3 separate regions of the Homo sapiens genome follow, and regions 2 and 3 are each linked to region 1. A link is an interaction called in ENCODE POLR2A ChIA-PET data of the cell type or tissue named here. Cell type or tissue: CD4-positive, alpha-beta T cell. All regions are shown on one strand. Links, peaks and the distances in the headings refer to the core of each region. The heading gives the core; the rest is flanking DNA.

Region 1 (10,649 bases), core at 1,619-9,618:
ACGCAGACATTGAACATAGACCGACATGCATAAGGCATGCAGTGGAAGGGAAAGCATGGAATGGGATGGGAGCCATCGCAGGAAGTGTAAAGAGAATATTAACTATATTGGGAAGATGAGGCTGCAAGCTTTCCATGAAGAAAGTGAAAGAAGTGAAATGTAAGCTAAAACATTCGTATACAGGAACAGAAAGCCCTACTTTTATTATAGTATGTGCTAGTATTAGTCTTCCACAGTATTGGTGTTCTATTAGTAGAAAGATCTGTGCTATCTCTGTGTCCTGTTCCGGCAGCACTCTGAGCATCCTCCAACATGGGAGAGTGAGGAAGCCGCATACTGTCAGATCTCAATGCCACAGTGTCATAGATGTCTATGATTTGAGGAACTCAGTCAGGGTGGCCGGTTGAATGGCTGTGGATGGAACCACCAACTCCTGATTGGCATTCTCCCTGCTGCACTTCTGAAAGGAAGGAAGAAAAGAAAATCTTGCAGGCACCCACACATCCAAAAGGAAAAAAAAAAAAAACATGTCAGTTGTACCCACTCATGTCATGTCTGCTTAGTGACAGGCAGAAGTACGCCCACTCCTGGTGGCCCAAACTCCAGAAGGAAAGTCATGTTGGAGCTGCCCACACTCTCAAGGATGACATGGGAGCTGGGTCAGCAGGCAAGTCATCTCCAGCATCTCAAAGGGCTGGGGAAAGAGGGAGGGCCTAAGTCAGGTGTAATGGGCCAGTGTTCACCTCTTCTTCTAGACTAGGAGAGCCTTGAGGTCAGGGATGACCAGGACTGAGTCTGGGAAACTGATAAAGAAAGATATGTTTATAAGAATCACTGGGAATAATTAGAAGGGCTTCCTGTTGCATGGCTGCCTTAGGACTGTGAAGCTAACATAAATGCTGGAAGACTCGCTGAGCAAGAGAAAAAGAAGAGCCCCATTCTGAGGTTCAATTCAGCACTGCAGTCTCTTGCCTATCTAAAGAATCACAGAAAGCCTGATCTCTCCATGAAAATTCACTTCTCCCATAAAGAGTTCAACCCCTCAACTCCCCAAAACACCATTAAGATCAAATCACTGGGAAATCTTTTATCTGCCATTCAGAATTCAGCAAAAGAAGCTTGGAAATCTGCTTATAGACATACCACAACTGACTAAGCCAAACATGGGTGAATGCAGAAAACAAGGGATCCATTCGTTGAAGGATTACCCAGGCCTTTAGTTGCCATCTTTGCAAGCATCCTTGATACCTCTCCAAAGCCTTGAACTATCAACTAAAGACCAAGAAAGTCTACAAAATCACCAAGGATCCTGATGGTGCATGTAATTGCTCTAAGAAGCTGGACCGAGAGGAGCAGTGACATTTGAAGTAGTATAGAGCTAAAAGAAATGACTTGTTTCCTCTTTGGTTTATAATCTTTGTGAGTTTTTTAGAGAATAATTGAAGGGGATAACATATTATCTATTCACATAGATAAGAATGGGTAGATAAATAGTTGGTTATAAGGAATCTTTTGAAGTTAGATTTTTTTGTTATCATAGAGCAAGGAACATATTTGACAAGCAATACCCTAACACTTGGGCTGTTATCTGAGAACCTCCCAGGTTGCACACCTATGCAAGTAGGGAACTGAATATGTAGCCTACTTGTTCTGAAGCTAAGCTAATCTGGATTTACATTTGCAACCTACTGGGTTTCATTTATTCAACATAACAGTATAAAATTATACAGATTAACTGATAAGATACTAATAATTTGATTGATAAAATGGGGTCCCATTTGCCATATTAAACAAAGGGGAGCTGAAAGAATAATTGAACTGAAGAGGCATTTGAAAGCTGTCAGAAGAGAAGCAAAGGCAACATAAGCTGAGAATACACAGGTCTGCTTCCATTTGGTGGGCCATAGACAAGCCTTCTTTGAGGAGGTGATCTTGGAGCTGAAGAAACTGTTGCTTAAAACACAAAGGAAAGATGGCAAAGGTTGAGAGATGGTGGTAGCAATAGAACATGGTATGGGAAAATGGGGGGCTATGCAGTGACATCACATGGTTTAGTTTATCTGAGGAGGTATCCAGTGCATCCTTTGGAGGCCAAGTCAAAACATGTGAACTTCTTCTGTAGACAGCAGGAAGCCCTGGAGTATTTTCAGCAGAGAAATAATATGTTCAGAGAAACATTTTAGGAAGATAAATCTAACCATGGTGTGAGGGATGTTAGAAATAGCCAATCTGGAGACAAGGCAATCAGTCATGAGGCTCACGCTTTGGGAAGGAGGAGAAGTGAGGAGTCTCTGTGGTCCTTGAGGCTGAAAATTCCAGTCTGGTTAGACAGGACTCCTGATTCCTCAACACCCAAGGGGAGAAACTGGCATGTCTATGTTCTACTTGTTCTCTGATTCCCCTTATGTTAATATTATCCTCTCTTCTTGGCTGGGAGGAGGTACCAGTAAAATTAGGAGTGTCAGAATGAGCTGCTTTTTTGGCCCACGCAAGCCACTTACATTTTCAAATCATTCCTATCACTCTCAGCTGACAGGCATAGGACTTTGTTCTGATGCCTTCATTCAGAATGGAGCCTTGGAACGAGGCAGAAAGACCCCCCCTGCTCAGGTTTACCCACATCACCCTCACTCAGACTCTGTTTCTTTGCTACAGCATGGGGGGTAATAGGAACACCTGCCCATGCGGCTGGGCACACTTAGCACACTGGCTGGCACATGATAAACTCTCACTCAATGCTTCTTGCTATTACAGGTCTGCAATCCCTTACCTACAATTCTGGAAGCCCAAACGCTCTGAAGGCTTACATTTTATGACTTATTTGACTGCAACAACTGGCCTGATCTGAACTCATTAGGCAGCAAAAGTTGACCTGGACCGACACTGGGCTGTTGATAGTCTTTATTTATCCGACTTGGTGTGCATATTCATACATTTTTCTGCAGAAATATTAATGGGCTTGATTGCAGGGCACTGCCCCAGGCTCCACTGGGGGTGTTAAATAATACTGAGTGCATGCAACATATTACTGTTCTAAATCTGAAACATACTGAATGCCAAAGGGCACAAAGGTTTCAAATATGGGGTCATGGATTCATATTGCAAAGCTTGTATCTTTTTAAGGAGTGGTTGGCAGCCTTCACATCTAGATGCAAAAAGGAAGAAACTGTTGACACGGAATAGAGTATTACTTTTTTTTTTTTTGGTCTTTTCTTTTTATTTGTCAGATGCTGAAATAAGAAGTGAGCTTCTGAAATGCCTGTGGGTGGTGCTGGAAGCCCAGGGTGTGAAGCCCACCTCCCACCCAAGGAATTTCAGTTTCAAAAGTCTGACTCCGCTTTTGTCTCGGCATCCTGTTGAGAGAACGTGAATGGAGAGGAGAATTTGGCTATTCTTTGTCTTAAAGATGGGACACTGAGGTTTTGGGAGTTTCAGGACCTAGTGATAGGTCCTACAGGCTGAACAAAATGGTGCCAGGACAGTCTTAACAACTTTTGAGTTTTGCATCAAACAGTCATAAGGCCAGAAATATCTTAAGCAAGGCTTTGGTTCTAAGACCTTCTTTCTTTAGATCCTGCATCAGGTGAACCATATAGTAAGTACTCAGTAAATCTGCATGGGATTGGAATGACTCTGTTTTCTTTCTCTCTCTCTTTTTTTTTTTTTTTTTTTTTTGAGACAGAGTGTTGCTCTGTCACCCAGGCTGGAGTGCAGTGGCGCGATCTTGGGGCACTGCAACCTCCACCTCCCATGTTCAAGTGATTCTCCTGCCTCAGCCTCCCAAGTAGCTGGGACTATAGGAATTTGCCACCATGCCTGGCTATTTTTTTTTTTTTTTTTTTGAGACAGAGTTTCGCACTTTAACCCAGGATGGAGTGCAGTGGTGCGATCTCGGCTCACTGCATTCTCCACCTTCCAGCGATTCTCCCGCCTCAGCCTCTTGAGTAGCTGGGATTACAGGTGCCTGCCACTACACCCAGCTAATTTTTGTATTTTTAGTAGAGATGGGGTTTCACCGTATTGTCCAGGCTAGTCTTGAACTCCTGACCTCAGGTGATCCACCTGCCTCGGCAACCCAAATTGCAGGGATTACAGGCATGAGCCACCGCAACTGAGTGATTGTTTCTTTCTCATATCTTCTCCTTTGTCCATTCAGCAGCATAGGGAGGGACACTGAGTATCAAAGAGCAGCCTTTCACCTCCTAAATGCAGTTGGCAGAAGATTAATGGTGGGATTGGACTAACACAATCAGTGTTTAGGTAAAGTTTGTGTTTGAGCTACTACAATAATTTTAGGGAGTCTGCTGGATCTCTCTTCTTCTTTGTTCTGTCTGCTGAATAGTGGGCCAAGATGACACTCTGAGCTTTCCACCCTGAAAGACAAACACCAGAATCTTGGGACTAGAGTCTTTGGCTTGGAGATTGTGATGCCATGAAAAAAAAATTCCCCAAATGGAACATGTCTTCAAGGAAAAGACAAGCAATGTTTTCTGGGTGGTGTTGATACAAAGGATCCTGTGTGAAGAGTTTGGAGACCTGTTTCATTCCACCACCAAAGTACCAGCAAGGGTCCATGAACTGGGGGATTTTGAAAACTCTGTAGAAACTCAGAATCTTTTTTTTTTCTTTCTACGTGCATAAGCTATGTTGGAAAATAAGCACACTGCCATCATTCCAAGTGCACCTCAAGTCCTACCTCATCTGCAAAGCCTCGATTCCTTTTCACCTTCACTGTCTGGACTTTTTGCAATCATTCCCATTCCTCTTCTCCGTGGGGCTACTTCCAGAGCCTGCAGTGTCAGGGAGCTGTGCACCGGAAGCCTTGAAGGGCTAGTTGGTCTTCCCTGTGTTTCCTGGGACGTTGTTGTTTAAATAACTTGCCATCCACCCACAGTTCTGGATCTTCACATATTTAAACAGAACTACTGTCTCCCTATTATCTGCCACACCAATAGGGTAGGGGTGCCATGTTCTTCTAGGAGGATAGGCTCTAACCCTTGGAGTCATTGCCAGCTCTCCTCTCTTTTCTACCTTCTGGTTCTAAGTTGTTTTGGGCCAAAGAGCCCTTTGAGACTCAATGACACTTTGTCTCTTCCCACATGGAAACACACACGAGTAATACTATCTTTCTTACCATTTCCAGGGGTCACTAACCCTCAGAACTTCATCCCTGGGCCCCCCACCCTCCATCAGTGCAGGGTTTCTCAGAGTAGCCCGTGAACCACTGCAGTGGTTTGCTTTAACCCAGATTCCCAGACCTCATCCCTAGACCTACTGAGACAGAATGGACAGAGCAAGGAGGACAGATGAGCTGCCCAGACCACGTGGTTAGTATGTGGTGACCCTGGGATTCAAACCCGGGGACTGGCTTCCAAGGTAATGTTTTCATTACCTCGATCACAAGGGGGTTTGATAAACTAAGCAATCAGAACTTGCTGGTTTTCCAAGGAAGAATTGACAGGATGATTGAGAGAGAGAGAGAGAGAGAGAAAGAGTGTGTGTGTGTGTGTGTGTGTGTGTGTCAGGAAGGTTGCAAAGTAGTATAGTCAGAGTTAGAGTGGCCTAAGATTTAGGGAGGAAAGCAATATACACTCAGACTCTGTCCCCAAATGTCTGAACTCTACAGTGATCAAGACACTGCTGAGATGTTCCCATTACTAGGTGCATTTTCCAACACATGATTTGTTCCAGCATCCCCTCCAGCTTCCTAAGGACACCCAGGAAAAGCCAATCTTATCTGAAAGACCATACCCTTTGAACCCAAAGTCACTGGAACTCTTGACAATGCTAAGGATTCAAGATCTGCTGCCCCTGAGGGAACAGCCCAGACATAGACAGAGGAGGCAGAGCACCAGCGTCCTCACCCCGTGGGACTTTCCAGGCAGGCTGACCGGAGCAGGTTTCTGTGAGAAACTGATAACTGGGCTGGCTGCCCCTGGCCTGCCTGCCTGCTCGAGACAGGGAGTGACAAAGTGCTGCATCACCTTTTTCTCCCGCGGTTCGGGTTCACACTGCTGGGCTGGGCTCCAGAGGAACTGGTGGTTAGTTTTGTGGTCACCCAGCAGTTTTATGAAGGCCCTTAAGGTGCTTCAAGTACCAGGTGGCCCCAGCGTGGTTTAACTGTCTGGGGGCCCGAGCTCTCTCAGTGGCCACCTAAGTAAAGTAGACAAGCTTCATGTGAGAATTGTTCAGTTGGCCATGGCGATTACATAATGCACTAGAGGTGCAAGGACCACGCTTGCTATTCAGTAAGATATTACAAGTTCATACATTGTAAATTAATAAATATGCCAGCCCTCTTGTGGCATGTGACAGTGAATCTAAAGCAATTGGAAACATCCATCGCCTCATCTGAGAGTTACAGCAACCCCATTGGATGCCTTGTGGGTTCCATGCTGCAGATGTGCAAAGTGAGGATGGTCAAGGCTGAGGGTCTGTCCAACTGACCAGACAACAACTGAGAGCCTTCCACAGGTGATGTCAGATTATTATTCCACAGCCCCACACAATCTGGAGTCTCCCCACTTTGCAGACAATGAAACTTCCCTGTTTGTAGTCTAATTCTTTCCCAGCTAGCCCCTCTCTCTCACTGGAACATCTCTCTGAAAGCTGTGGCTTACAGCTCTCAAGCAGGTAGGATCAAGATGGCTATATTTGCTCTTGGTTTTCTTCCCAGATGCTCTGTCAGACAGCACTTCTTAGCACAAATACAGAATACAAAATAACTCAGACCGCCTTTCAAGAGCCCTCAGGAAGCTTTGGGGTGACATTTTAACTGCCTCTTCACTTGGTCTCAGGCCTTGTTTTTTATTTATTTAAACATCCATCATAATCTGAGTACCAAGAATATGACCAGGCATGGACCAGCAGCTGAAAACGCAGAAGATTAAAGACACGGCAAACACTCATACACATACATGCACAGATTTGTTCACACAAACACACATATATGCACATGCACACACACACACACACACACACATATGCACACGCAAACATGTCCCACCTGTGGAAACAATAGTCAACTGGGGAAGCTACCCAGCCTGCTCACTGACCACTTATTACATATGCACCCAATGCTGTGTAAGGCACTTCACTTTTTTGCAAATGTGGCTTCATTTTTTTCTCACAATTCTTTTTATCACTATATATTGTGAAATTACCATCTTGGTGTGCGTGGATGTGTTTATAGTTTTGTTCTCACCAGGTATGCATAACCTGTTGATGGAAGAGCCCTGTCTTATTAACCCTTGCATTCGTGTTCATTGATTCACCCTCAAAATGTTTATTGAATGTCTAATATAGGTCAAGCACAGGCTAAATACAGACTTGGGGATGTGATTTTTGCAAGAATAAATAAATGAATGAACACAAGATGAAGAGACTAGGGAGAGAGCAGGAGTGGAGGCGTTGGGATGAAAGTCCTTGTCATCTTCCTGAGAGGAGTTGAAGAGCTTGCACTCAGCAGAGACAAAGGGATGGAGCCTTTGAGGTGGTTTACTGTGCTGAGATCCAGCTCTCCATGAGGAACCATGGACCAGGGGCAGGCCCATCCACCCCTTTCACTATCACTATTCACATCTGTAAAGTGATAGCTGTGAGTCTCTACCCCATAAGGGTCATTGGAACATTGGAGAAGCTCTGACATGTAAAACAATTAGCCAAGTGCCTGGACATCCCCAGTAAAGTCTAGTGATTATTAAGAGTATAAATAGATGCACAAGCAGACTAAACAAGCATTTGGAAATATGTGCATTTGCATAAACATATTGGTAATTAAACAAAACAACAACAAAAAAAAAAACCAGAAGAGAGAGAATTACATAACCAAATCTCACCCTTTATGATTTTAACTCTCTTCCATCATCTGGAGAGAAGTCTTTGCAAGTTCTGCAATAGAATCTTAACCTATCATTAGAAAACTTCCTTGAAGGTTGAGGGACTCTGGCCCAGCCTCTGGAATCATTTGGATACCCCTGTGTCCGGACCCTGGCCTTTCCCACCCCTACCCTCACCACCCCCATGGAGCAGACTCTCCTTTTCCTTCAGGGCTGATAGTAAAAGACATATAGTTCCAGGTCCCCTGAGCTGGAGGGTAATCCAGCTCACCAATTACTTGAAATTAAAGTCAGGTAATTTGAACCCATCTGTTGGACACCTGACCACAAACCACCTCTTAGCTAACCCTGAGCTGGATCCGATTACTCCCCAAGTGCCTGCCCGGCTTCATTATGCCACGGCCATGGGAAGGGAGGAAACCAAGAGGTTACTGGGGTCTTCAGTTAGCGCTTTGTCATTAGCGTGGTTATTACCCGAGTCCTCCCTCCCAGCAGACTTCAAGATATGGGAGATGGGAGGGCTAGCTGGTAACCGGACCAGAGGCTCCCAGGTCTCACCAGATGGAGTGGAGCCTTCATCAGAAGGGCCAGCAAAGGGCAGGCAGCTCCCCAGACAGGAGTGGGTGGATTCCAGGAGGCCAGACTAGGACTCCGTGGCTCCATCTCAGATGTGCTACAGATGGTTCTTAGGGGCAATTATGGGGAACAGGGCAAAGCCTGGACACTGGCATCTGTAAGTCTGGGTTTGATAAATAGATCTGCCCCTTAATAGATACTGGGAAGTTTCTTGAACAACAAAGCCTCAAGTTCTTTGCCAATACAATGAAAATTGTGGAAATTAACTTAGACTGCCTTTCTAGAACCAGAGCAGACTCAGAAGTCTCCATTAAAGGGGAGTGTACCTGGACAGTGTCACGAAAGCCAAAACAGAGGGAATTCAGTCACCGGGTATTGAGGGGCTCAGGGGCAAGTACCCTGTCTCTATTCTAGGAATTGGAAATCAAAGCTCACAGAGGTTGAGCTCTGATCAAAGAAGGATGAGTAGATGGAAAATCCACTGTATAGATGCAGATGTAGCCATACCATGGGCAAGCGAATGGGGAGAAAATAGATATCAGATTCTGGAAATGTAGATAGGGATAACATTGCCTTTCTTCCACAGTGTCAGATGGATTCTCAACCCTGTGACCCCATTCTTGGTAGCAGAGTTTTCTTAGAGAAGTCTTTAATACCACAAGAATATGATTACCCATTTCTCCCAAATATGATTACATTTTCAGCTCCATTCTGCATTTTTTCCCTCTGGAAAATTGAGCATCTTATGCCCAAGAAAAAATGATAAAACTCCATTTGACTTCACTAGGGCAGAACTAAGACGGTTTTTGAACTGAAATTAAGTTGATACATTGAGAGCTTCTGTCATCGTAATACAACATCAGGAGAACAGGCAGGGAGGAGTTTATCCTAGTAGCGTCCCTCCAAAGTTCTAGTCAAGTGGAGAGGGCTTTTTGATGTATCAAAGACAGTGCTATCTTTCAAACTGCATTCATATTCTAACGTCCTATCATCATTGTAAAATAATGACAGAGCTAACATCCAACTTTTTACATGTATTTATTTATGGTTTTCAGCAGTCAAAGCAAGGAGGCACAGCCAGCTGCCTTTCACATCTGGCTCTAAATGAGCCACGGCACTGGCTCTGTCCACATTTGCTGTATCCATGGTACTGAGGTCCTGGCCTCTCCTCAGTTGGCAGCTGCACTGGCACTTCTCCTCATGGTGGCTGTCCCTCAATATTGGCAAAATACATTCAATCAAATCTGCAGGTGATTAAACTTCAGATGTCTCTGAGCTCAGCAAAGTGAGTGTCTTGATGTCAAAGACGGACAGTGCTTTAAAGCATTCCACTTCAATTTCTTCCTCACTCTCTCCCACTTCCGACATTGCTGATCAGTGGTCACCCAGCCCCTCTTTCCATTGCCCAGTTGATGGGGCGCTCACCACATCACAAGTAGCCTATCAGATCTGCTACCCTTATAAATTAAGACCTGGAGGAGTCAACACCTGCTAGTCTTCCTAACCTCAATCCATGTCACCTCCGAAAGTGCACTGATCTCCAGCCACACTGATCATATTGTCCTGAGCAATGCTAAGCTGCGTCCTGCCTCAATGATAATGAATTTGCTGCTCCCTGCCTGAGAGAGGGGCCCTTTTCATCGCTGCCCACCCCTGCCCTTTGGTGTCAGTTCAGGTGGAATCTTTTCAGGGACACCTTCCCTGACCACCTCATCTACAGTGGCTCTTACTGCCCTGGACCTCTATCCACTCCCGATCCTCTGAGCCCATCTTCATCCCCTTCATAGTACTGCCAATGTGGGAAATGATCTGGCCTATGTATGCATTAGCCTGTGTGTGACTACGTACTGTTTATGCATGTGTTTGCTTGTGCACTACCATATTCTGTTTAAGTACATGTTCACCTGTGTACAATCATATACCGTTTGTCCGTATGTACCTGCTATCTTAGTCTGTTTTGTGCTGCTATAATAGAGCACCACAGACTGGGTGATTTATAAAGAACATAAATCTATTTCTCACAGTTTTGGAGGCTGGGAGATCCAACATCAAGATTCCTATAGGTTTGGTGTCTGTTAAGGGCCTGGTCTCCACTTCCAAGGTGGTGCCTCGTTGGTGCATTTTCAGGGAAAGGAACTCTGTGTCCTCACATGATCCAAGAGCAGAAGAGAAGGGCAAACTCATTCCTGCAATCCTTTTGTATAGAAGCATTAATTTATTAATGAGGGCAGAGAC
Region 2 (11,304 bases), core at 2,102-10,101, 930 kb after region 1:
TAGAAATAACGCTTTCAATCACCTCCCAGCGAGTAAGGTGGGTGCTTCTGGAAATGTGGCAGGGTCTGCTTCTCCAGGCTGAGAACACAGGAGCAGCCCGTAAGGGGTTTTAAACAGAGAAATGACATAGTCACATCACTCTTCCGAAAAGAGACATTTTGGCCACAGTGTGTCCAAGGAGAGACTGCGATGAGGAGCTGCTGCGAGGTTCCAGGTGGAGGCCCTGGGAATGCATCCAAGAGCCAGAGCCTGGGTGCAGCTGGGAGCCGTGGGGAAAGAGAGGAGTGGTAGCGCCTGAAAAATCCCTGAACTGGGACCCTGTCCCACGGCTCCCACTGCTGCCCCTCCACCGGAGGCTGTCATGATGGTGTGTCCTCTCCATCTGAGCAAGGGTCGTCGGTATTTCTCTGTGGGATTTTTCAATGTAGGTCTTTTCCCAACAAGATGCTAAGCTCCACTGTTTGGTCGGTTGGGAGATAAATTCATTTATTGGTTGGTTGGTTGGTTGGTTGGTTGGTTGGTTGGTTGGTTGGTTGCTCAGTTTGTTAGTAAGTTGGTCGGTAAGTTGATTAGTTGGTAGGTCATTGGTTGATTAATTCGTTGGTTTTCTTTGAATTGTGATCATGTACAACATGGTCAGTGAGTACCATGTATATAGTAGGTCTGTGATTGATATCTGCTGAGTATTCTCACCTCTATGTTATCTCGTTTTATTCTTACAACATCTAGGTGCTCCAGGAAGGGAAGGAAGTGATCATTTCTAAGTTACAGGTGAGAAAACCCTGACTCAGAGAGGGATGGCAACTTGCCCACAGTGCTGCAGCCAGGAAGGGGCACAGAGATCCCAGCCTTGGCCCCCTGATGCCCAGCCTAGTCTTCCTACTTCTGGGCATTAAATCCTGCTGTCCCACAGGACCTGGATAGGCTGTCCTCACGAGAAGTGGGTAAAGATTCACTACAAAAACAACATGACTCATGAATGGCTCTGGATCCCAGGATCCAAGGTTCAAGTAGGCTGGGCTGCCTTCAGAGCTATGGCACTCATGTTCTGCAGGCCAGGCTCTCCAAGACCCCTTGGGGAGAACTGCCTGGCAGGTGTGCAAACCATCAGCCCCCCAGAGCAAAAGAAAAGCAAATGGGCCATGGAAAATCCATGGAGGATGGCCAAACCTGCAGCCAAGCAGGATGACAGCACTGTCCACACTACACACAGAGCCTGCCAAAGAGTCACACAGGTGGCCTTGACAGGCTGGAGCAGAGGGTGGGCTGGGACAAAAACAGAAGGGAAAAGCAGGCCTCTCTATGGCCCCTCACACAGTAAGCCGAGCCCACCCCCAGGGCCCCATACACACCCACCATTCTTGAATAGCTCTGACTCTCCCAGAACTCTCTGGGTCATAGCTGGAGGTGCAGAGTGCTGTGGAGTTAACCGCACAGGCTGTGAATTCAGCCAGCCCAGCTGGGTTCAAATCCAGCAAGGCAGAGGCAGTCGTAGAACTCAGGAGTCTCTGGGCCCCAGCTCCCCTCCAGCCCACTCCATGGCTGCCAGTGTAGGCCCTGAGGAAGTCTAACTGTCATAGGGCTTTTATTTCTGATGAATGAGAGGAAACCCTTCATGGCAACATCAAGAAAAAAAAATGAGGGAAAATAGCATGTTTGTTCCCTATTACTAATCGTGCGGCCTTGGGGTTTTCTTAGTCTGTATTTTTGGTACACTGGTTTTACATAAGCTCATTACCCTCACACCACTCGACAAATTCAGTTAGCAGGTCATCACTCCGGCATCCTCAGAACATCCTGCTGTGCTGCGTGGCATGAATAGCACTGAAAGATCATCCATTTCAAATGAGTGTGAATCTGTTCATTGATTACCTTCCACCACGAGGAGCTCCCTACCACCACCTGGAAGAATGCCTCCCAGGTCTCACCTCCCACTTATGTGGAGCTGAGTGAGCTTCGAAGTCCACTGACTACTGTCCTCCCTCTGGCCCACAACGTAAAGGTGGTGAGCATCCCCAGCTAAGACCCTGCAGGAAAGGGGAGACCACCCCCACCCCACAGGAGAGCTCACTGGCTTCAGTGAGTTCCAGTCCCTGCTCTGCCACCAACCAATTGAATGGCCTTGAGCAAGTCACTCAACCCACACAATCTTCATGGGAATAACTGCAGAGTGCCTTTCGAAGCATCCTACAGGGAGAATGTCTGGAAATGGTTTAGCATAAAACCAGGCATAGGGGAATAATAATAGCCAACACTTACTGGCGCTCATCACAGGCTGGACACTTCTCTCTGTATTTTCCATTCGTTACCTTGGATAGTCCTCGCAAATGCTTCTGTGGTTGGCTCTAATGCTCCCATCCCTGCTTTGCAGATGAGGAAACTGAGACGCAAAGAACTAAGTACCTTGCCCAGGATTTTGCATCTAGTGAGTGACAGATCAGGGGTATTAACCCAGGTCATTTAGTGGTGAGTTCTGTGCTCTTGACATCGGTGCTACAGACCCAGAGAGAAAGAGAGACCCTATGCATAGCCAGTGTCATTACTGCTCCTAAGCTGGGTACTCACTGACAAGGCAGCTTTGCTGGACGGTCATGCTTTGGTATTCTAGGCCTGCTTCTGAGGAAGCAGTTCAGGCTCTCTCTCCTTGGGTAGACGAGGGATTCTCTCTCTGGCACACTGCCTTGGCAGTACAATCAACAAGTGAAAGGAGGAGAAACCTGAGCTTACAAAATCAACCTTAAGAACCCTGTTTCCTAATGTGGAAAGGATCAACAAAGACCTCCAGCGATGCGTCACTCTTGCTGCCGGTCGCTGCCAAGCCCAGCCACCCAGCTAGCGGGACGCACACACACTTGTGCTCACACTTGCTGTTGCAACTTGCCTTCCAGTCCCCCCACCCACCCCCATTACAGGATAGGAAATTCATCCTTCACTCCCTTCCTCCCAGTAAGCAAGATAGGAATGCCAGGGCTGCTCCAAGGGGGAGAGAATTTGCTCACTGGAGCCAGTTCCAAGATAAACAGAAACTTTGTCTCTGATAGCCTGTGAAACCAGACACGCTTTCTCTTCCACACGGTGTGTGTGTATGTGTGCATGCACACACATGTATGAATACACTGGTGAGTGTATTTAAGTGTACATCAGTGTGTGCGAGTGTGTCTGGCGTGTGTGTGCGCAGGTGCACGAACATAAGAATGTATTCGTGAAAGTATGTGTTTGGTGTACGTCAGTGTGTGCAAGTATGTCTGGTGTGTGGTACATCAGTGTGTGCGAGTGTGTCTGGTGTGTGTGCGCGCGGGTGCACGAACATAAGAATGTATTCGTGAAAATATGTGTTTGGTGTACATCAGTGTGTGCAAGTATGTCTGGTGTGTGGTACATCAGTGTGTGCGAGTGTGTCTGGTGCGCGAGTGTGTTGTGAGGGTGATTGGAGAGGGAGTCTGTGTTGAGCCAGGAAGCGCCACCAGGAACATCATTACTAAGAATCAAGAGAGCAGGTCTAAACCGAGAGTCCCTCAACAGTGAACCCTGGAGGAGACTCCCCCTCTCCTCCTCTTGCTCCTTTCCATCCATTCCCAAACCCCTTGGGCGGAAAGTCCCGAGCCCCTCCAAGCTGTTTTATGCTTAATGAAGCTGAATTTTAACGAGGAGAAATATCAGAGATTAAGTTATCTGCCTGCCAATGAAGACAGTGCCCTGGGTCCACTGGTCAAATTGGTCTAGCAAAGCCACTAGTGTCAATCAAATCACCAGAGGTCAGAGCTAGCAGCAGCTGAAAACCCATGCGGTCAAGCCAATCCATTTCACAGATGAGGACTTCTGGGGGAAGAGGAAAAGGCAAATCCAGCACAGGCTGGGGACCTACAGCCATGTGCCTTTACATCTGTCCTCCTGAGCCCTGTGCCAGCCTTTAAGACAAGTGTCCACAGTTCCTCCTTGCCCTGGAGGCTCAGGTGGGTGAAGGAGAGCCAGGGATCCAGGCTGCTGACTCCTCACCTAGTGCTCTTTGATCTCAGCTCCTACTGTCTCAGGTTTGGCTTTACTGACTATTTGCCGCACAGTGGGGTGTTCAGATTTGGAGCTTGAGTGGGAAGGGAGATGAGCGGATGTATTAGAGTTGGTGGATTTTGCTGTTGACTGGCTGTTCGCATTCAACCCAGACACCGAAGCCTGCTCGAGAGGTGCAGTCATTGTCCCTTCCTTCCTGTTCCTTCAGTCAAGCCCCTCCCATCTCTGGGCCTTGCTTCCCTGCCTGTGTGACCTCCTCTGAGGCCTCCTGAGACCATGAGGCCTGTCTAGGGAGTCGGGTCCCCTTGTGCAGCACTGGACCTGGCTCCCTGGAGCTCCATCCAGCCTCCTTCCCTGCTCCTCCAGCGTCTATTCCAAGCAGCATCCTCTCTAGGAGGCTGTCACTCACGGAGCTTGGGATGCTGCACAGAGATCAGAGATGGCTGCAGAGGAAGGAGCCAGCCAGAGCTGGAGCGAGAAACATAGGGCCTGCCCTGGGACAACCCCTGCTCGGCGCCTCCCTTCCTGGCCCTGCCTCTAGTCTGGCCTCCATGCTCTCTTGCCTCACTCGACTTCGTCCCCACTTTTCCGCTGACTTGCACATCTATCTGTGTCACTCTCCCTCCCTCTCTCTCGGAGACAGTCTCTATTCTTCCTGCTCCATCTTCCCTCTCTCCTCTTGCTGGCATCTCTCTGCTTCTGTCTCTGGCTTTTCTCCATTTGACTTTGTCTTTATTTCTCCAGGTCTCTCTTCCCTGTCAGGATCTCTCCCATCTGCTCCTTTCTTTGTCTCTACCATGATAGGACGAGAATCCAACAGCCTCGGGTTCAAATCCAGGTTCAACCCCTTGCAAGCTAGTTGATCCTTTTACCTCTCAGAGCCTCGGTCTCCTAATCTGTAAAATGGAGATAATAAAATCTATCTCACCGGAATCTTAGAAGGGTTCAATGAGGGAATAGCAGGAAAATAGTAAAGAAGCAGGACGCAGTGGTGGTTGAGAGCGGGAGACAACCATGGCAGAAGCGTGGGCCTGGGAACTGGAGGGGAAAGACGGCGCCTTCTCCTCCCCACGCCCTCTCCTTCCCCTGCTCCTCCTCCAGTCTCCTCCCCATCCTCTCGCCGTCTCTCTGTTCCTTATAACGGGGCTCAGTAGATGCTCAGCTGTCGCCCCCTTGCTCCTGTGCTCATTGTCCCTCTCCCCAAGAAAGAGCAGTGCCCAGCCGGGTGCAGTGGCTCACGTCTGTAATCCCAGCACTTTGGGAGGCCGAGGTGGGCGGATCACAAGGTCAGTAGTTCGAGACCAGCCTGGCCAACATAGTGAAACCCTATCTCTACTAAAAATACAAAAAAAAAAAGATTAGCTGGGCGTGGTGACAGGTGCCTATAGTGAAAGAAGAAAGAAAGAAAGAAAGAAAGAAAGAAAGAAAGAAAGAAAGAAAGAAAGAAAGAAAGAAAGAAAGAAAGAGAAAGAAAGAGCGAGAGAGAGAGAGGGAGGGAGGGAGGGAGGAAGGAAGGAAGGAAGGAAGGAAGGAAGGAAGGAAGGAAGGAAGGACGAAAGAAGTGCCTGAAGCCCATTCCACATAACAATAAGCAAAAGAAACCTCTAGAAATAACTCCTTGGCCACATGGAAGGAGATGCCCCTTTTTTTGTCTATAAAATTGGCAAAATTAAAGAAGTCATTGTTAACACCCAGCCTAGGAAAGAGAGCAGGGGATGTGAAGGTGCCCATGTGGCTGACGGGATGAAGGAGCAGAGATTGTGTTTGTATACATCTCTGTGTGCCTCCTGCAGGCACTTTTTTTTTTTTTTTTGACAGAGTCTCATTCTGTCACTCAGGTTAGAGTGCAGTGGTGTGATCTCAGCTCACTACAACCTCCATCTCCTGGTTTCAAGCGATTCTCCTGCCTCAGCCTCCTGAGTAGCTGGGATTACAGGCACCCGCCACCATGCCTGGCTAATTTCTGTATTTTTAGTAGAGATGGGGTTTCACCATGTTGGCTAGGCTGGTCTCAAACTCCTGACCTCAGGAGATCTGCCCGCCTCAGCCTCCCAAAGTGCTGGGATTACAGGTGTGAGCCACCATGCCCAGCCTCCTGCAGGCACATTTGAATACATGAGTGGGATATGGACAACAAATGAATAATAATATTTTATATAATGTACCATATAATTTATATATGATGCACATATACATTTAGACATATGATTTTTATATGTGTAACACGTAACGTGTATATATTTATATATACAATACTTAAGGTATGTAAAAAATTGTGACTTATCAGGTGGCTCACGCCTGTAATCCCAGCACTTTGAGAGGCTGAGGCAGGCAGATCACTGGAGGCCAAGAGTTTGAGACCAGCCTGACCAACATGGTAAAACCCTGTCTCTACTAAAAATACCAAAATTAGCTGGGCATGGTGGCATGCACCTATAGTCCCAGCTACTCTGGAGGCTGAGGCAAGAGAATTGCGTGAGCCCAGGAGATGGAGGTTGCAGTGAGATGAGATCATGTCACCACACTCCAGACTGGGTGACAGACAGATTCCATCTCAAAAAAAAAAAAAATTGCAAATGAGAACATTGTAGCAATCTAAAGTGCCTAGAAATGTCACTGACTACCTTGGGAAGTAGTGAGTTCCCCGTCATGGAAAGTGTGCAGGCAGAGGCTGGAGGGCTGCCCATGGGAGCTGCTGGGAAGGTGAGCCGTGTCCAGGAGAGGAGGTACGGAGAACTGGGCACTCCACGGCCCTTGGTTCTCAGTCTTGATGGCTGCTCAGCAGGAATGGGCTGGGGAGGGGGCATTGTCCCCTTGCAAGGTTGGGGGTCTGAGCCCAGGGAGGACAGAGAGGACCAGAGGAAGTGTCAGGAGCAGCCAGCCTTGACTTCTCGTTCTAAGTCTGGGGTTTCAGGCGGCCTGGGAATGCCTGGCCATGCAGGGATGCTCAGCCCTGCTGCAGCCTCCACACTGCGTGGGAGGAAACAGCTGACAGCAAGGCTTCAGATGGGAACCTGTGACTGTCCCCCTCTCTCACCACCACCGGCATCCCCGCACCAAACTCCTCAACAGGGCCAGCAGCGGGAGTGAGTTCGTTCCAAGGAATCGGCAGGCTGGGGGAGGGATTGGGTCCTCCAGAAATGAAACTGGCACCAGCATATGGCCACTCTGCTTGGTACCAGGGCATATGGGGAAAGATGCTAAGAAATGCTGGTTCCTCATGCTCTACGGTCTAACCCCGGGGGAGCTGGAGTCAGGAAGACCTGGCTCTGAATCCCAGCCCTATACTTACAGGCCTAAGTCACTTGTTCTGTTTGAGCCTTACTTTTCTCTATAAAATGGGATAATCCTAGGCCCTGTCTTCTAGGGTTGTGCCAGCTCAGACCTAACACCCTGCAAGTGCGCAGCAGATGTGAATTCCTTCCCCTTTTCCTGAGCAAGCTCGTGAGGGTGTGTGAAATCTGTGAAAACTTAGGGCCCTAAAAACGGACAAGAATAAGAAGGTTCAAATCCTAGACCCATCTCTGCCTTACAGAGTCCCTTCAATCAAGTCCCATTCCCTCTCTGGACCTTGTTTTCTGTTCGAGAAATGAAGGCCTTAGCCCTCCAAATTTGCCCCAGACCTGTGGCATCAGAATGAGCCTAGGTAAGAGCAAAACCTCTGGGCTTTGGAATCCGTATCTTCAAAGCTGCACAGGGAACTCAGAGGCAGATCAATATTTAAGAAGCATGACACAAGATGCTGCCTCATGTCATGACCTGTTTCTATCCTGATGGCCATCCTGAGAGGCAAAGGGGCACTGGGGTTGGTCCCGTTAAAGACGGGGAAACAGAGGCCCAGGGAGCTGTGTCACTCCGGGCGGTAGAGAATCTGCTGTGCTCTGCTCTCACCCACTTTTTCTTTTCTTCAGAAAAATAAAATCAAAGCATCATCATAAGGCCATGACTCAGGTACCCCTCTTTCCCCAGCCACAGGGCACGCTCCCAGCACCTCTCAGATTTGGGAGCTCTTGAGCCCCATCGCAGAAGTCTCCTGGTCACAGCTCTCGCTCCACTCTGGGTGTTTCTGAGAGAGACAGAGGGAGACAGGGTTCCCGCAACGTCTGAGTCTTCTCTCCCCTGCCTGCAGTCAGAAGTAAAAGTCCTTACTCATTTTTGTAGGAAAGAGCCAAGGCAGGGAGTCACAGTCGGGTGGGGGCAGGGGGTGGAATGAGGCCTGTTTCTTGGGGGCAGGGCAGCAGAGTTGTGAGTGCTGTGAAACCCCCTCTGTATTTTGCTTTCTCCCTCTGTTTCGTCGCAAAGCGGTTCCTTATTTGGGGAGCATCTGACTATGATCACGGCTCCATTTGCATGAGAAGTCTTGGGAGGGAAAAAGAACTTGTCACATTTCTCCCACAAGAGTATGTTCACACCAAGAACAAGGGAGATGCCAACAGTGGCCTTTGCCGTCACCAGAAGTGGCAGCTGAGTTGAAGAATTTCCTCCTCGAGGCACGTTCTCCCCCATGTCTCTACGAAGTGACTTCTCTCTAGGGAAAGTGGATCTCCCCGTCACCAGTGAGGCCTCCCCACCCACCCTCTGCACTCAGCGCTCCAGTGAAAAATATGTCCTGTCTCAGCTACAGGTTTATGAGGCCCCGTTTCAAAGATGACAGTCTCCTCTCCAGGCGAGAACGGGAGAGCCAGGGCCAACTGTTACAAAACAGGCTTCTTGGAAGGAAGCCGGTGGGGGTGGGGAGGGAGACCCACAGTCAGATAGGACGGCATTTCCCAGGAGCCCCACAAGACTGCACACGATTTCAATCAGGGGAGGACACTGGCTGTTAGCCACTCCGCCTCCCAGCCAGACCCATCCAGATGTCTGCAGAACATCCTGTCACCCGCAGGTGCCACGCCGCCTCCCTCCGGTAGTCTTCCCTTGCCCCGGGGCAGGAGGGCACACCTGAAACACACCCCAGCCCTCAGGCTCTCCAAGGCCAGGCATCACTGCTCAAACCACTCACACATGGGTGCAGGTTACAGCCCACAGTACAGCCAGCACAATGTTGGACATGAAGTGAGGCACAGGCCCTGAGCTACTCCAGGGCTGCTGTTCTCGGGGGGTGACATTTCCAGGTGTTACATAGGAAGTGGCATGGTGGCCCTGTTTGTACTCAGTGGAGGATGTATTTCCAGAGGGAACTCCCAAGCAGGAAATCAAATAAATGCTCCTTGTAGTCAAAGGGAGGACACAGACGCCATGGCCCTGAGCACAGTAGAAAGAGCCAAGAGGCAGGGAGCTGCAGCAGAGTTCAGGCCCTGCCTCCTGGGTTCTGAAATACTGCTGTGTGCAAAGGCAGAAGCAGAGAGGACTCAGTATGGAGGGCCTGGGGTTGCAAGGCTGGGGACCTGGGGGAGATCAAGGCCAAAGCCACGGCAGCTGATCAGCATAGGCCCAGAGGAGTTTCTGCAGGCCTCACCGGCTCCTCAGTGGGACAGACAAGTACCCTTGTTCAAGCCCCCTCAACCTCCTTTCGAGCCTGTCATGCCTGAAAGACATTCTTGTTCTAGGGTGCGGGTTCCATCATGTTCCACCCCAGGACTGCTAAATCTCCAGGTTGAGAGCTGGTCCCCAGGATAATATTACCATCCACAGATATCCGGACCCAGTGGATCCCACTGGACTCCAGTCATGCCTCACAGCACATTGGGCAAAGTGGAGGGGCAGGCCCCTTTAGAGAGTTCCAGCTGAGCAGCCTCCACAGGGCACCTCAGCTTCTGCCATTCTCCTTGGACGCTGCTGCTGGCAGAACGTCCTCCCTCTGCACCTGGAGTGGGGAATATGGGCCACATCTTTTCTCTGCCTCACCATCTGACCTTGGCGGTCCCCTTCCCATTTTGGGGTCACACTGTCTTCAGCTGATCAAGAGCAGCCTGGCCGAATGATGTCTGAGGCTCTTTTCTGCCTGTTTCCTCCTGAAGTGGTTCCTTTGAATCTGAAGTTAAAAATGGCAAGATTCTGCCCTCTGAATTTTGTTCTCAGAAGGGTCAGGTTTAAAACCTGGGCTCAGAGCAAAGCCTAGGAATTCAGCAAGTTCAGGTCAGCATGGATTCAGTCCTTTATCATCAAGCAAAGGCACGGCCCCGACCTCCCGCAAAGCGTCTCTGTCACTTTCACCGCCGTACTGGAATGGCCCCACTTTTGTGCTCTCTTGTGATCTTCTCTTTCCTCCCTGCCTGCCCCTCACTCTGCTCTGCCTCCTTTCCTCCAACAGCATCATTCTGCAGGGCCAAGGCAGCGCTCCCTCCCATTTGGACATGAGCTGGGCCTTAAAGGTTGGAGAGAATGTCAGCGGGGCTGAGTGCAGCCTGGAGCTCTTAGATCGGGGCTGCAGGCAGCCTCAGAAGAAACTAGCGTCTCTGTGTGAGATTGTGCCCATACCCACTTTCCTGGAGTGGCTTTAGTCAATGTCTTAAAGTGTTCTGTGACCCAGAAAAGGCTCCAAACCCAAGCAATACCAGGAGAACGCTGGAGGTGTGTGATCCACACCTCACACTCTTTACGGAGGACCTGCTGTGGGCCAGGAACCGTGCCGGGTGCTGCACAGACCGTGGTGATTAAAGACTGTCTTCAGCCGGGCACAGTGGCTAACACCTATAATCCCAGCACTTTGGGAGGCCAAGGTGGGCGGATCAGGAGGTCAGAGTTTGAGACCAACCTGGCCAACATAGTGAAACCCCATCTCTATAAAAATACAAAACTTAGCCAGGCATGGTGGCATGTGCCTGTAGTCCCAGCTACTCAGGAGGCTGAAGCAGGAGAATCACTTGAATCCAGGAGGCAGAGGTTGCAGTGAGCCAAGATCGCACCACTGCACTCCAGCCAGGGCAACAGAGCAAGACTCCTTCTCAAAACAAAACAAAACAAACAAACAAAGATGTCCTCATGGTGCTTGCAGTCTCTTGGGAAGTGGGGAGTATAGGTCTCAGGCACAGAAATGCAGGCAATGTACATGGCAGCTCTGCAGGCGAGTGGTCCCTGGATGGGCCCAGGAGGTGGCTGGCAGCCCACTGTGGTGCAGGTAGGGGATTGGGGTCCTGAAGATGGAGAAGCAACAGGCTGCAGCCAAATCCAAGTCCAGAGGGGCCGGCTGGGAGCCTGGCCTGCAGAGGGTTTGGGGTCAGGAAAGAGTGAGCAGGAGGCCAATGGGAAGGCCACGCAAGTAACCCCTGTCAGGGGAGGGTTGAGCGGGATGAGCGACTCCATTTGACAGATGAGAACACTGAGACATGGAGGGATTAGGCAGCTGGAGAATGT
Region 3 (11,304 bases), core at 1,292-9,291, 230 kb after region 1:
AAACTATGTCATAGCTCCAACATGCTCCACATTCTCAACAACACTTCTTATTGTCTTTTTAAAAAGTTCAGTCATAAAGTCAAGGCAAAGCGGCCTCTTATTGTGGCTTTTATTTGCATTCTTAAGCGACTCATGGTGTAAGAATATTTTCATGTTTTCACTGTCAATGTGTATATCTTCTTTGAAGAAACTTTTTTCTTCTGGGAGAATTTTTAACTGTTTTTCAATCCTTCTATTGAATTATTAATTATTTGCTTTATATTTTTAATTTGTAAGGACTCTCTATTTCTCAATAGTTTTAGACAAACAATAGTTTCTCTTAGGAAATTCATTATAACTTTATTTGTAGTTTTATTAAGGTGTTTTTCTACTCACTCTATTTGCTCTATTTCCTCTATGCTTTTTCCTTTATGCTTTGTTCTCTGTCTTTAACATTAGCCAGTTTCTTAAAATGTTTGGAGACCCTGATTGTTCATTCATATTTAAGAACAGGGCACTGAAATATTGACTGAAACCTTGTGTGTGTAAGCAGGGCTTGCAAACTGGGCTTTCACTATGCACAGTTGGGAGATGCTCAAATATCCTTAACTGCAGCTCTATTCTCTCAGGCTGGTCAGTTTTCTAAAGATTAATTTCTCCAATTTCCTGCCTAGGTATACAAGTCAGGCTTTCAGTTGTCTGGGAGTTGACAGGAAAAATCTTGCCTGGGGTCTCGTAGTTCTGTAGTGGTTTTCACTTACCTATCCTGTCCCTTTTTATTCAGCTTGACACCTGACCCCTGTGGCTGGAATCCTACAATCCTGTACTGCTGTCGCTCCATCTTCTCTGAGGGTGGGTGGAGAGAATGGTCGAGAGAATGGTCTGGCTGTATAGAGTAAGGAAGGAGAATGAGGGGGCTGCTGCTATTTTCTCAGTTACAATTTCATTCCAATTTTCAAGCCCACCCCACATTCTGGCCTCCAGAGGTAACTGGACAATCACATTTCTCTTCATTTCTTCTTCTTGTTGCAAGAATCTGCCTGTTTCTGAGTGTCATCCCTGTGCAGAAAGTGAGGCTCTCCTCTCTGCTTTGGAGGAGCAGCAGCCACGTGTTCATCCTCCATGTTTGAACACATCGCATTTGCTGACACTGAATTTCTAATTCTCTCCATCTTTTGACTGTATACTTTTGATATTATTTTTACTCTTCTTTTCTTGGTTTTCAGGAAAGCAGCAGAAATGCATATTTTCAACCCACCATATTTAAGCAGAATTCGCTAACAACATCTCTACACTCATCAGCTCCATTCCTTTGATCATGGAAGGAATGAATAAACAGAGTTTTTGCAGTGAGTCCCAAACAGTAAACCACACAGCAGATCACAAAGAACTTTACTATTTTTTAAAACAGTAAGAGCTCATGCTATTACTCCAGTGTTTCAAAGATGTGTTCTGTGTAGTCAATTAAGAAATGCATCTTATCTCTCAAGTTATCTTGGTAACTTTAGTTTGTTATGATGACTTATCTCAGTTCACCACATACAGATGACTACTAAAAACTGGTAAATATATATGTGTGTATCCACCTATATATTCATCTATCCATCTATATCCTGATAGGTATGTTTATATTATATACATATGATATGTGTATATATAGACAGATACGTATATATATGTATATATGTATGTATGTGTATATAACTGAATTCATATATGTATATTTTTATTTGTATTTATGTATTTTTTCTTCTTAAGAAAAGAAAATATCAAGAACAGACCAGACAATTTTGTGAAAGCCATGTCTATTCTCTGCTTCCCTAAGATTTATATGCAACATGAAATTACTCAACTAAGGTCTGAATTTCCACCTTAGGTGTGCTAGGACATTTCATACGTCACCACTCATATCCAAGGTATTTTAGAATTATGAACAGTGAACAGTGAGCAAGTTCACAGGCCCTTTTTATTTTAGCACTTCATTTAGTATCTGGATTCTTTGACAACTGTTTAGTCTTGGCCACTGAGGAGACTTGATGACAAAGTCAAATTGCTAATATATAAGATACTCTAAGGATCTCAATATCTTTTTGTCTTTCTCTCTCTCTCCATATATATATAAACATACATATACACAAAAAATAATGCAACTTTAGGTAGATGTAGACTTAGAGATAAAATGAAAGAAATACATAGGTATAGCATACAAGTTTTAAATGCATTCAAGATAGGAAATCTCTCTTTTTATTCTCTATTGTGGAAAAAAGCCTATCTGCCCCAATTTTGTCACCCGATTCTTTCTGTATACTAAAGATCTGTAAGTGCACTGATTTCATTAGAAGGTGGTATTTCCATGATGCTTTAATTAAAAAAAAAAAGCCTGGTATAATAACCACCCAGAGTTCTATTTAAGTTGTGGGTATGATGTTTCCTGGTGTGAACAGCAGTAACCGTCATGTGTTTCCATGAGGAAATTTACTTCGACAACTTTCGTTAGATAACAGGTATATAACACACATGTCTCCCAACTTTGGAATCAGATTTCAAACGCAGTCTTTGCTAAAGTGAAGAAAGTCGTTCAACCCCTATAACTGCATCGAGTGACAAGTGCTGGAAACTAGGTAGGATGGGGATGTGAATACAGAGCTGGGCAGGGGTGGGGGCACTGACCACACCTCGCTTCTGTCCCATCTCTCCTCTCTAGCCATTCCCTCTTGCATTTACTGCAGGACTCAGGGGCCAACCTGCTAGGCAATAAGAAGGGCCAACTCAGTCTCTAGACACAGTTTAATCGTTTTCAGCCTCAGAAGGGACCATGGAAGACGCATCTCTTTCCTCTTTACTCCTGAAAACAGTTAGGAGGGCTCTTCTATGGGGGATTTTCTCCGAGGGTCATCTATATATGCAAAGTGAATTCATTGAGGCCTTAAAAATCATAAGCAGTCTGGGACTGCTTCTATAATTTAAAATAAAGTGATGACATGAATATTTACCGGAAGATTTTGTTTAAATAAATTATGGTATATATATTCAATGGACTAATATGTAGTCACTGAGCAGGCAGATATAGCTCTACAATGACAATGAAGATTTCAGTGACCCATTGTTGAGGGATAGATTTGGTTATAAAACAGCATTTAAAAAATATAGTATGGTTTCATTGATATAAACACACAGATCACAAAAATATATTCCTGAAAATATGTTCAAAATGTTAAAGCATACCTTTGGTTTGTGAATTGTCAGGTGAATTTTCTATTTTTTCCATATATTTGATTTTTGACATAAACATATATTCATTTTATAATCAGAAAACAACAACAACAAAAGCTATATTTTTGGATGGAAACACAAAAGATAGCATTAATTTGAAGGCCAGGTGCAATGGCTCATGCCTGTAATCCCAGCACTTTGGGAGGCTGAGGCCGGCAGATCACCTGAGGTCGGGTGTTTGAGACCACCCTGACCAACATGGAGAAACCCTGTCTCTACTAAAAATACAAAATCAGCCGGGCATGATGGTGGGAGCCTGTAATCCCAGCTACTCAGGAGGCTGAGGCAGGAGAATCGCTTGAACTCGGGAGGTGGAGGTTGCAGTGAGTAGACATCATGCCATTGTACTACAGCCTGGGCAACAAAAGGGAAACTCCGTCCCAAAAAAAAAAAAATGTATATATATATATATACACACATATATACATATATATATATACACACACACATATACATATATATATATACATATACATATATAGAGAGAGAGAGAGTAGAGAGAGAGAGATAGAGTATGGTTTCATTTATATAAACACACAGATAAAAAAATATATTCCTGAAAATACATTCAAAATGTTAAAAGTCATACCTTTGGTTTGTGAATTGTCAGGTGAATTTTCTTTCTATTTTTCCATATATTTGATTTTTGACATAAACATGTATTCGCTTTATAATCAGAAAACAACAAAAAAGCTATAGTTTTGGATGGGAACACAAAAGACAGCATTAATTTGAAAGACTGCTGACATTCATGTCTCAGAGTTGTTAATTTTATCAGTTAATGCCCAACCAAGAAGTCCTCACTCCAAAAATCTTCATTTTGCTCATCTACAAAGTAGAACTAACAATAATGCCTATCCTCCAAGAATAGGTACGCAATGGGAAAGTGTTTGTGAAAATATGAGATGCAAGATAATGAGGTGGTGAGTACAGGCTCTAGAGCCAGGCTTCCTGGAGATGAACCTCAGTGCCATTGCTTACTAGTTGCGTGACCTTAGGCAAGTTACTTAAATTCTCTGAGCCTCAGCCACCTAATCTACAAATCAGGTAAGTAAATGTATCCTCACAATGACTGTGTTAGAATGATTAATTCAGCTGACAAGCTAGATTCATGATAAACACTATATGCATGTTTAATAACTAAGTAAAGTCTATGTAGCACACTCAGCTATAGAATTACAACCTTTACCTGCCCAGGTAAAAATCTTCTTTAAAGAATCATATGCTGGAGTTACGTGCTTCATATAGCCTTTTCTTGTTGTTCTATTTTGTATACATGTATGAGCAATACACCAAAGGTACCAATGAGGCCAAGGATGTGAAACTCATCATGGAAATAAATGTGACTACTAGGTAACAACGGAAGACAATCGATTTGCTCTTTTTTCTTTTTCTTTCTCTCTCTCTCTTTTTTTTTATAGACTGTTTTAAGCAGGTCTGCTCAAAATCAGTACTTTAGTTTGAATAATTTTTCTGGAACTTGACAAATGTATACATTGAAAGCATCTGCCATGTTAATTGAAAGGTCTTCATTACTAGCTGTCCATACCTGTTAGAGGCCATCTTTTCAACTAAGATGGCTTCCACCTAAATCAAGAATCAATTAGCAACATTAATAAAACAACCCTGTCAACTCCCATTAGGCGTAGGCCAGACCTTTTTCTTCTCTATTAACCAAGCAATTGCTAATCACTATTTTTATCAATATCTCAGAAACATGATTCGTAATTTACCTCTGCTAAATAAATAGTACCGATTGGTTACTGACTTTGAGCTTAAAAGACTCTCCCAGGGGGAAGGGAAGTCCATATTCCCTGTCATTTCCTGCTTGTAAGGGGCAAGAGGACCGTGACTGGGACAAAACAAACAAACAAATGTTTTTTCAAAGGATAGAATATGCAGGATAGATTATGTGTGAAGAAGTGAAAGAGAAACTGATGAGAAGATATGAGAGGAACATTTGGTAAAATAAACAAAAGCATGTCAAAAAGACGCCGAGTGAGTTTGCTCATTGTCAGTTCAGCCAAGAAGTTCAATTAGTCAGCAAGCATTTTCTTAGAAAGAACATCCTCAGTCCTCCATGGGAAGTGCTGGGGGTACAGGATATGTTAGAGGGACCCCTGCCATCTGAGATCTCACATGTAGTGCGAAAAACGGGCAGGTAAAGACAATGATGTGAAGTATGGTAAGCTGCTTTCATAGAAAATGCACCTGTAGAAGTTCGGGAGTGGAGTAGGAATAAGCCTGGGGAGAATTAATAAGAAAAGAATTCATTCCTCCATTCTCCTTCATAGTTTGGTGTTGAGGGGAGGGCAGGGAATGGGCTGAGTGTTTAGCATTAGATTATGAGGTCTGAATTATAAATAGTATTGCAAATTATTTGGTCCCAACTTCTGTGCTTTTCATGTATCTCTTTTAACCGTTCCCCAAGACAATTTTCCTGGCTTCTGTTTAAAATCCTCCAGTGGCACAGAACTCTCTACTTCTAGAAACAGCCCATGCCCACTCTGACAGTTATGATTCTTGGAATATTCTTCTCCCTGAAGATTCAGAAATTGTCTCTTTCTTTAGTTTCTGTAACTCTAATGTCAGCTGCATGGAGTCAAGTCTGTTTGATCATAAGGAGTGGTGGAACCAGGCCTGGAATTGGAAATCCGGGATGTGAGTCTTAGTTTCCCCACACATAAGTGTTGTGTCTTTTGGTTGCTTTTCTCTGGGAAATAATAACCAAATCTGTCATTGCCCACAAGGAAGGTAGAATAGTCACATGAGACAAAGTATGTGAAAAATAACTTGTGAAATTGTTAATTGTTAAGGGTATTGTTATCATCAGTTTCTTTTCAACAGTACAGTTCTGGAAATTCGAAAAACAAAACAAAACAAAACAAAACAAACAAACAAACAAAAATGCTGTTTCATTTGTTTCATTTCTGTTCTCAAGATCTTGATTTCTTGAAACTGTTCCCACGTGCAGTGAAACGCCCTTCCTGGAATTTAGAGTTTTGACTGTAATTTTTGTCTCAAATGAGTGGATCCAAATACAAACGTAGCTCTGGTTTGTCGTGGTTGTGATCTGCAGGGTTTGCCAGTTTCATCTAGGTAGTATGACACAGGAAATCACTGAGATAGTCCACTGCCAAAATCCATGGCCCCAGTGACCCCACTTCATCATTTTGTATTAAAACAAACAAACAAAACTTAAACTGTGAAAGTTCTGTCTCTCAAGGAGAGTATCAAGAACATGGTCACAGGAACCAGTGTGATGAAGAAATCCTGAAAATTACAGCTGGAAGGAGCCATTAAGATCATCCAGGCTAATGGTCTCATTTTACATAAGAAGAGACATTACAGCTTGCTTAAGACCACTAGCTTTGCGATAAGTGAACACCAGGCTGCCGCCCATTTGTCTTAGAACAATGCCCCCAAGATAGGGAGTGAATTTTGAGCAGAGATTATGAACATATGAACATAGACAGAAATTTTTATGGTGGAGTTGCCAGACAAAAATATAAGATACTCAGCGGAATTTGAATTTCAGATGAACAATAAATAATCAGTATAAGTATGTCCCATGCAATATTTGGGACATACTTAGACTACAAAAAAAAATTATTTCTTAGTGAATCGAGAGGCAGGCGCATTGTTAAATTTGATGGCATTGCTAAATTCCCTCCAAAGGGATCACTCCAATTGGCCTTTCCGACTAGGTATGCTTGAGAGTGTGTTAGTATAACTTCATACATTTTTCCAATCTGACAGGTAAAAAATGGCACCACAGTATAATTTGCATCACTGTTTCTGGGATTATGAGTGAGTTGTGATTCTCGCTGTTGCTGCAAAGGGTTTATTCATATCACTTTTTTGACATCTTGCTTTTTTTTTGAGACAGAGTCTTGTTCTGTTGCCAGGCTAGAGTGCAGTTTAATAACGTGATTATTTTAACTTACATATTTGATTGTGAGAAAGTAGCCCTTTATCTATAATGTGACTTGTAAACATTTTTCCAATTTTGTTATCTATCATCTGATTTTCTTTTGATGTTTTTGACCCCTAATAAATATTTTATTTTATTTTCAATGTGATTGAACCTATCAATCTTTTTCCGTGTGCTTAGTTTGTGGACTTTGAATCAGACAGATACAGCTTTGTGATACCACGGTTATAAAGAAATCTACCTGTTTTTTATTTTCTTTTTATACTTTCATATTTATGCTTTAAAGCTTTAATGTATTTGGATTTTCTTCTGGTAAATGGAGTGAGGTAAGAATTCAACATTTTTTTTTTTTCTGATCACTACTCAGAAGTTCCAACATCATTTATTGAAGAGATCTTGTTTGGCTAATTGAGATTCCAACGTCATATGCTACATTTCTGAATTTATCTGTGCCTATTTTTGAACTTTCAAATCTTTTCCTTTGATTACTCTATACATTGATGTGCTGATGTCATATGTTTTAATAGTCTTTAAAATATAGTTTTATATCCAATATGGTCAATCATTATTCACTCTTTTATTTTTTAAAACATTTTTACATTTATTTTGTGTGAATTTTAGAAGCACCTTTGTCTAGTTCCAAAAGCAAAACAAACAAAACAATTTTAGTATTTTTAAATTGCAATCTCATTTAATATATAAATAAAATAAAGGAGATTTGATATCTTTATTATGTTGAGTTTTCCTTTCTAAAATCTTTTTCTGAACTTTTGTTTTCATTTGTTCAGAACTTACTTATGTCCTTCAACAGCGTTTTAAAGTTTTTTTGTAAAGGTTTTGCATATCTTTTATTAACTTTAGTCCCTGGCATTTCATCTTTTTTGGTTCTGTTATTAATGGGAGTGATTTCTTTCATTATCTTTTCCAATTATTCATTGTTTGTACATATTGATTTATGTTTATTGGGTTCAAAGCCTACTATCTCACTATTATGTCATTATAGAATTATTATTTGTAGGCTTTTTTTTTAACTTGACTCTCTTGGATTTTCTGGTAATCAATTATATACTCTCACTGCTGTAATGAAAGTATTTGCTTCCCTTCCTTTTATTTTTACTCCAGTACAGTGTTGAAAAATAGTGGTCACAGCGGGCATCCTTGTCATATTTCAGAATATAGTGATGTGACTCTACTGCCTCTCCAATAAGTTTATGCTGGTTTTTGGGTAGAAGAATGAGTGAACTTACTGTAACTCTCTATCTACATAATCTATAAACCTATATATGTTTACATTTATATCTGTATCCATAGCCAAAAATATGTATGTATATCTTATATATAAAGCTATATGTCTATATCCATGTATCTATTTGTAATTATCTATATTTCCAATATTTCTATGTCAATATCATATTGAAGAAGGGTTTATATATTGCAATATTATTGAGGATTTAAAAATTTCTTTTATAACTTTATGGAGGTCTAATTGGTGTACTGCACATATTTAAAGCGTACAATTTGATACATTTAGATGTATTTATACTATACATTATCCCAATAACACAATAAATATACTCATCACCCCCAAGTGTGTACTCAAACACCTTTGGAATTGCTCCTTCCCCACCCTCTTCCCCACGTAATCAAGGCTTTCTATCACTATAGGTTACTTTGCCCTTTACAGAATTTTATCTGAAGAGAACCATTCAGTATGTGCTTTTTTGGTGATGGGGGGAGTCCAACTTCATTTACTTAGCATAACTTTGAGATTCATCTGGGTTTTTATGTTGTGTACATCAGTAGCTTATTACTTTTTATTGCTGAGTAGTTTTCCATTCTACAACTATATCACAATTTATTTATCCATCTATCTCTTTATGGACAGATAGTTTCTAGTTTTAATTATTACAAAGGAAGTAGTTATGAAGAGTTTTGCACAAGTCTTTATGTCAACGTATGTTTTTATTTCTCCTAAGTAAATATCTATGAGTGCAATTACTGGCCCATATTGTAGGCATAGGATTAATGCTTTGAGAAACTACCAAAATGTTTTCCAAAGTGGTTACCCTCTTGCATTTCCATCAGCTATGAGTAAAAGTTAGTGTCTCCACATCTTCATCAACAGCTGGTATGTCAGTCTTTCAATTTTAACCTGTCTAGTGTTGTCTTATTACAACTTTACTTTGCATTTTCGCTAGTGATTTATGATGCAGCAATTTCTTCCTATGTGCTTTTGCCATTCATATATTTTCTTTGGTGAAGTGTCTGTTCAAATGTTTTGCACATTTTTAATGAAGTTGTGAGTGTTCTTATTAATTTTTGTTGAGAGTTTTAAAATAAGATCTATATGTTAAATTTTTTCAAATTTATTTCAACATTTATGGAGATGACTACATAATTTGCATCCCTTAGGCCCATTAATATGATGAATTTCCTAATAATGGAGGACCTTTGCATTCCTGGAATAAATGCTACATATCATGCTGCTGAAATCAGTTTTCCAACCCTTTGTTTAAGATAAGTACATCAAGTTTGATAAGTAACATTGTTAATTTATATTTTTGTCCAATGTATGTCATGTTTTGCCAACAGTCTTATTCACTTGTCAACTAGTGAGTTATTCATTTCCAAAATAATTGGGACATTGTGCTTCTTTTAATATTATCAGAAACAGTTTAAGTAGTATGAGGCCTTATCTGCCGTTTAAAAATTGCCCTGCTCCTTGGAAAAGTGAGATTGGTTCAGGAAATATATAAGATGAGCCTGGAATAAATTGTAGTGCCAGAAAGTGTGCTAAAAAAAGAATTGCGCAATGATGAAAGTATGCAAGACACAGAAGCCAGTGGAAAGTTTTTCAATAGGCAAAGCTCTAAAAATTTAAGCAACAAAATAAAGTAGCATTGAATTATACTGATATAAATAAGTGATTAAATAAATAAATAGGGGCAGAAGAGGCAAATACATGATGCATATGAGTTTCAGACAATTTATGTAAATATTCTACCCATAAGTAGGTGGACCATAGCTCCCGGCTCCTCAAGGACAGGGTGTGCACAGGGACTTTCCTTCTAAAGAGTGCAGTATTAAAAAGTAGGGAAAAAAATAACTTCATAATGGGAAAACCTGTCAAACACTACTTCAGCCAGGTGATCAAGGTCAGCATCAGCAGTCGTAAGTTATGTAGATAGTAGGTACCCCTCATATGATGTGATAAAGAGGGCATTTTACTTTCCTGGTCTTCCTCCCCAAATCTCATAACCTCAATCTTTCCACAGGAAGACATTAGACCAATCTCAATTGAGGGACAGTCTGCAAAATACTTGAAAACTACTCTTCAAAACTGTTAAGGTCATCAAAAACAAGGAAAGTCAGCCAGGAGTGGTGGCTCACACCTGTAATCCCAGCATTTTGGGAGGTCAAGGCAGATGGGATCACCTGAGGTGAGGAGTTCAAGACCAGTCTGGCCAACATGGTGAAACCTTGTCTCTACTAAAAATACAAAAATTAGCCAGGCCTGGTGGCGTGTGCCTGTAATCCCCAGCTACTCAGGAGGCTGAGGCAGGGGAATTGGAGGTTGCAGTGAGCTGCGATAGTTCCACTGCACTCCAATCTGAGCGACAGAGTGAAACTCCATCTCAAAAAACAAACAAACAAACAAACAAAAAAAAACAAAAAACAAGGAAAGTCTTAGAAACTTGCACAGCCAAGAGGAGTCTAAGAAAAATGAAAACTAAATGTAATGTGGTGTCCTGGATGGAATCCTTGAGTAGAAAAAGGATATTAGGTAAAATGCAAGAAAATCTTAATGAAGCATGGCCTTTAATTAATAATCATATAACAATATTGGTTTATTAATATATCATACTAATGCAAAGTGTTAATAATAGGGAAAACTGAGTGTGGGGCATGGAGGAATTTCTGACCACATATGCAATTTTTCTGTAAATCTAAAACTGTTATAAAATTAAAAATATATCCAAAATTCCACAGAGGAAAAAATTGTTATCAATAGATGATGTCCAAAGTGATCAATCAAGAATTAGCAATATAAACATGCTAAGCATGAGAAGATAAATGTCAGAAGAAACCGGTGAAGAAGTTAATCCTACTTTATATAT

Evidence for each region. Peaks named below come from ENCODE experiments on the same cell type or tissue, not always from the same donor. Only the 100,000 strongest peaks of a DNase experiment are listed, where the experiment ranks them.
Region 2: POLR2A ChIA-PET joins it to region 1 with 5 read pairs; 2 of 35 experiments call an interaction of 5 or more read pairs at or near these places.
Region 3: POLR2A ChIA-PET joins it to region 1 with 8 read pairs; 4 of 35 experiments call an interaction of 5 or more read pairs at or near these places.

The regions. Positions count from the first base shown.
Region 1 is chr14:98,192,560-98,203,208 of GRCh38, forward strand. LOC107987207 (a long non-coding RNA gene) reads right to left here. Exons shown (of 2, transcript XR_001750875.2): 2 at 9,434-10,608. Among named protein-coding and RNA genes, the nearest start is that of LINC02295, 62 kb to the left of the region's middle. In CD4-positive, alpha-beta T cell, for the core only: a CTCF peak has its summit at 3,244; DNase peaks (open chromatin) are centred at 3,282 and 5,982; H3K4me3 peaks cover 2,189 bases; H3K27ac peaks cover 1,708 bases.
Region 2 is chr14:99,125,052-99,136,355 of GRCh38, forward strand. The region is part of intron 3 of LOC105370659 (a long non-coding RNA gene); the gene reads right to left. Among named protein-coding and RNA genes, the nearest start is that of BCL11B, 140 kb to the right of the region's middle. RefSeq lists an enhancer at 9,117-9,840. In CD4-positive, alpha-beta T cell, for the core only: no CTCF peak of the experiment used is centred there; no DNase peak of the experiment used is centred there.
Region 3 is chr14:98,427,314-98,438,617 of GRCh38, forward strand. No RefSeq gene overlaps it. Among named protein-coding and RNA genes, the nearest start is that of LINC02914, 280 kb to the right of the region's middle. In CD4-positive, alpha-beta T cell, for the core only: no CTCF peak of the experiment used is centred there; no DNase peak of the experiment used is centred there.